Regions from separate parts of the Mus musculus genome. Here region 2 is linked to region 1. A link is a loop called in an ENCODE intact Hi-C map of the cell type or tissue named here. Cell type or tissue: heart. All regions are shown on one strand.

The links. Hi-C counts contacts between places; a loop is a spot of excess contacts. Peaks named below come from ENCODE experiments on the same cell type or tissue, not always from the same donor. Only the 100,000 strongest peaks of a DNase experiment are listed, where the experiment ranks them.
Region 2: it touches region 1 in a loop (12-fold over the local background); 6 of 42 quality-filtered maps call a loop at or near these places.

Annotation. Positions count from the first base shown.
Region 1 is chr9:61,031,084-61,033,583 of GRCm38, forward strand. Gm51680 (a long non-coding RNA gene) reads right to left here. Exons shown (of 3, transcript XR_003948176.1): 1 at 2,384-2,500. Gm33699 (a long non-coding RNA gene) reads left to right here and starts at 1,148. Exons shown (of 6, transcript XR_003948174.1): 1 at 1,148-1,763. In heart, no CTCF peak of the experiment used is centred here; DNase peaks (open chromatin) are centred at 858 and 1,188; H3K27me3 peaks cover 993 bases.
Region 2 is chr9:61,213,924-61,216,423 of GRCm38, forward strand. No RefSeq gene overlaps it. Among named protein-coding and RNA genes, the nearest start is that of Gm34105, 8.5 kb to the left of the region's middle. In heart, no CTCF peak of the experiment used is centred here; a DNase peak (open chromatin) is centred at 1,238; H3K27ac peaks cover 202 bases; H3K27me3 peaks cover 1,851 bases.

The DNA of each region.
Region 1 (2,500 bases):
AGCAGGGACCCAGCCCCAAGACCAAGCCGTCCCCTCACAGAGCTATCCAATCCTGCAACAAGCCCACCTATGCTAGCATTTGGGTCCCCATCATACAGACAGCAGTCACCAGCTCTTAGTTACCCTTTCCATGAGCCCTGGCCTGGATCTGAGGACTCCCTGTACAGAACCTTGTTTGAGTCCAGTATCTAGAGCATAGATTCTCAGAGGGACAATATGCCCGGGTCTCACATAACACCCCCATACCCCATTCTCTGGCTGCCTGTGGGAACAGACCTACTTGAGGGGAATGGTATATGGTTTCGCTTTTATGCTTTTATAGTTTTCAAACAAGAATACAAAAAATGAGGAAAATTGAAACCACCCAGGGAAACAGCAGGGGTTCATTTGTCAGCAGCCTGATGCGTTTACTGGGCATTAGCATGAAGGGCCTGTCCTATTTATTTTTTTAAGGCACTGCCTTATGAATCCATTGGGTAGCTTGGTGGCAAGATGCAACCCATTATCAAGAAAATAGCTGAACAGTGCCCTGTCATCCTTGCCCGGTCAGCCTGCCACTCACGACTTCTGAAATCACTTGTTTTCTGGCCAGCGTGAGCCAACTGGAGCTGTGGTTCTTCGCGTTGCTCTCCAAGACCCAATGCCAAGTGCATTTGAGATACTTCAACAATCGCCTGGGCATGGCTGTGTGCCGCCGATGCGTGTTTGCTGTAATTACACAGCCTCCGAAGGAGGAGCACAAAAGACTTGTTGATTTTGGATGGACTCAGGCCCCTAAGAGATGAGAACTGACCTGGGCTCCTGGCATAGAGTTGTGGGCAGGCAGGCAGGCCCGCTGCCCTGGTGAGGACGTGACCAGCTGGAGCAAACCTTGAACCTGGGCCATGTCCGCCAGAACTTGCCCGGTTGCCCAGCTCTCTTGGCTCTCCTGCCAGCTGACTGAAGAGCCGGTTTGCTTTTGGAGAATAACCGGAGAGAACGCGGAACTGGATCCTATAAAAAGCAGCTCCCTCCTTCCTCCAGCCAACTAGTCCCTGAATGATAATCATCTCCGAAATTGGCCAACCTCCCTCCTTCCAGACCCCCCCCCCCCCGCGCGCGCTCCTCCTCCCCTTCCGTCCCCTCCCTCTCAAATGGCTAAACAGGCTCATTGTCACTCTAGTCTTTGTAGGGTTCCCGAAAGGACTTTCCTGGTGACTAGGAGCTTCCGCCCATCTGAACTTCACTTCCTGTTTGCCTCAGACCTGCGATAGTGGGCTGCTACAATGTGCTAGAGAGTGAGGCAGCTGGGTGGGGGGTGGGCGTGGGTGGCAGGGACCAGTGGGACTGGGCGTGGTCACAGTTCAGGTCCTGTGAGGTGGACAAATTAATTCTCCTTGAGGGATTCTCTTTCTATTGCCATTTTGAGATTTGAGGGACATTGTTTGCAGGCAGGGTCACACACGTACTCTGTCTTTCTAGGGAAGGCTGTTTGCTGCTCAGAGCTGACTATTTGATGGAATGAGGTGTCAATCCCACAGCCCCACCCACCCAGCCTTTCCAGCCCTAACACCTCCCAGAGAGCCCGAGGCCCTGGCACCTACTTTTATGGATAGCACAGAACACAAATTGAAAACCATGAGCTATGATCTTGAAGAGCTCTGCCAGCCTTAGGTTAGGAGAAGACTCCAAGCCTGCCGAGATACAAATGCTGAGGCTGTCGCTGACAATCTCAGCGGACCTGACTCCTGCCCAGAGATGGAGGATAAATCCAGCGAAAGAAGGTAAGATGGAGGCCCACGGTACCAACAACAAGAATGATTTTACTCGCGCTGAAGTTTCTTGAGCACCTGGCAGGCCGCCACGAATGTACTTAGGCGGAAAATCACCAGGAAAAAATGATATAATCTGACAGATTTTTCACAGGCTTAAATATTCATGAATTAAAGGAATTGGCAGAATTTTCTACATTATTAGCTTTCATCATGGCTGCAGGAGCAGTTGGTACGCTGGCTGCTCTTCAAGATCCATTAATCTCGTCCATCACGAGAGCAGCCATTTTAAAATTAGCCGTGTTTCCCTGAGTGATGGTGTCGGGGGAGATGAGGAGACTGGAAGGCCATTCCAGTAGCCCCTTCCCGTGTGAGAATCAGCCGGGGAAACAGCTCCTCATTGGGAAGCGTCAGCATCGCCCCAGAGCACAGGGCTGAGAAAGCCCAGGCATGGACTGGGGCTCTCAGGCCTTTGAAGCTTTCCCGAGGGCAGAAGCATCTGTCCCTGACCTTGACCCTGAGCCCTAGGCTGAGGACACACAGCGGCTAACTGGCTCTCTAGGAAACAGAGACCAAGAGACCCAGATAGGGATTCTGGGTGAGAAAGGCCATTATGACCAACAGCACAGTACCTCTACCAGATGACACTCCGGGTTCAGGACTCAGGACAGGCAGGCCATGATGCTCACTGTCTGTGGAGTGAAATGAGTGCTTTGGGCAGGATCCGTGCTGGACACACACCCTCTCAT
Region 2 (2,500 bases), 180 kb after region 1:
CTAGCCTCCGTCACTAGTTTATAACCAATAGAAATGACCCTGCCTGGTGTCCATGGTCCCAGGGAACTTCAGGAGCCCAACCTTAGACTCTTGAACCCTAGATTTGTGGAATTCTCTCTTTTGTCCTCCCTCCCTCAGATCCCAGTCCCTATGCTGCTAGAAACTCACATGCATGGAGATGCATTTCGGATACACTAATCAACTGGTCAGTTGTACATAGACTTTGAGATATCGCAACCTAACCACCAAACAGATCAAGAAGCCTCTGGGTGGCTCCAGCTACCAACAGTTTAATCTCTACCTTATCTTGCACCAAGTATGGAAATCTTTAAGGCTGGGGCTCCAGGCATAGTGTGTGATAAAGACAAAACATTGCCATTGGCTCTATCAAAATTCCTGATCCCACGGATTTATGGCTGTAGTCATCCAGTTTCGTTTACATCGCTGCATTGTTTTAGGGTGATTGGTTATTATGATGTTTTGGTTGTCAACCTGACTGCATTTAGAATCAACTAAAAGTTCAAGTGGCTGAGCGCTCCTGGGAGAGGTTTTCTTAATCGGATTATTTAAAGCAGGAAGATTCATCCCTAAATCTTGGTCTCACTTTCTGCTGGCAGCCCACATAAAAGAACATGGAAGAAAGAAACTTTGTTTGCCTGCTTGCCCTCACTCTAGCTGGCAAGACCATCTGTCCTGTTGCTGCTCCGAGGTATTCCTTCACTGATGTCAGAATTCCAGAGTAGACTGAAGACCAAAAGGTCTCCAGGAATCCACCAGAAAGCCAGTGCCAGCTTAGGACTGCTGAGGCAGCCAGCCTCATGGACTGAACAGCTACTATATTCTTGGCCTTTCCATCATGAAACACCTATTATTGGACTACTCAGACCTCGGCCTACAATCTACTCTAATAAACCACACATGCATTCATTCTGTTTCTCTAGAGATCCCTGACTAATACAGTTACACAACAACAGATAGATAGCTCAAGTAATATCCGAAATGGACATCTTTGCTCTGGAACCTCGGCTTCCCCACCCACCGTGCAGGGTTACTTACAGCCTGCTTCTAAATCCGACAGACATTCCTCCAACCGAAGCTGGTAAACAAAGCCAGAGCTTTCCTGGCACCAAGGCCATCCATAAAAAGAAGGCCCTTGATTTACACCCAAGGGAGCTGTGTTCCTTAAAAACTGTAGAAAGAAACTTCCTGATACATGAAGAACTACATCTGGGTTTTGGGTTAAACACACACACACACACACACACACACACACACACACACACACACACACACGGCTTCCTGTGTAGACAATGCAGGCTCAGTTTTCTGGAAAATAGTTCTGCAGTTAGGAGCAGTCCAGTGGAGAAAGTCCAGGCTCTGGGGAGGACTCTGAGCACAGAGCGTCCTGGAGGAGAAAGTCAGGCTGGGGACCACCATGCATGCCAGCCCCCCCCCCCCCCCCCCCGCTTTCAGGCTTTCCACGGGCAGAACTGGAGACCAGCAGGGAGTCCTCTGTGCCACCTGCAAGCAAGCTGCATGCTCCTGCCTTACGTGCTGTTTGGAAGCTGTAAAGGTCTCACCAAACACACACAGCTGTTAGCCCTGAATCTGAACTCTGATGAATAGACTTGGGAAGAGATGGTCAGGTGACATCCTGAGGAAGCAGGTATCCCCTGCATCCTGCCCAGCTGAGGTAGTGACCCACACAGAGCTCCTTAGCCATCACGCCCCTTGAGAGCTTGCACATACAGAGTGTCGAGCCTCTCCTCACAGACAGTCTCATTATTCCTCAATGGTTCGTGTGAACCACAGCACAGAAGATCTGAAGGAGACCCAGGAACCCAGGGGCTGGCTGCCTTTATTTCTTGGTCAGGAGCCTTTGTGCTGGTCTCCTGGTCATTCTCTTCGCAGTTACAGAACACTTCTGGGTTGTAGGTAAGTAACACGCAATGGGATCAGTAGAGCCAACAGGCCTTGTGCTGCACCCATGTTTTGTGGTTTTGTGCTAGGTTTCATGTCTCAAGGGGCTGGGCCCCTCCACTCGATGTGCCTCTCGGCACAGGGTAACTCAAATGGAGCCTTGACAGGGGCCTCGTTTTCCCCAAGGCTCCAGAAATCTGTGTGACACTAGAAAGAGAAGTTACTGGCAGCTGCCTTTTAATGGTGATATTCCTGAGATCATTCAACACAGAGCAAGTGTTAACTGTGAACTGAACTACTATCCGCCCCACTGCTACTGCCTCTGACTCACTCACATGATGCTCAATAGCAGACAGTCGTGACTTGGGTACCAAAGGACCATGCAGACCAGCATCAAGCCTCCGCTGTACCCACTGCCCTTTCCCAGGCTCAGCAACACCCCAAGCCTTACCCCCACATCGGAAGGCCATGACCTTCTCTTTCAGGTGTGCCCCACAACCCACAGGAAAGAAGAAGCCCTCAGGGCTGAGGTGTGATTAAATTCACCGCAGTGAGAAAGTGATACCGTGAGCTGATTCAT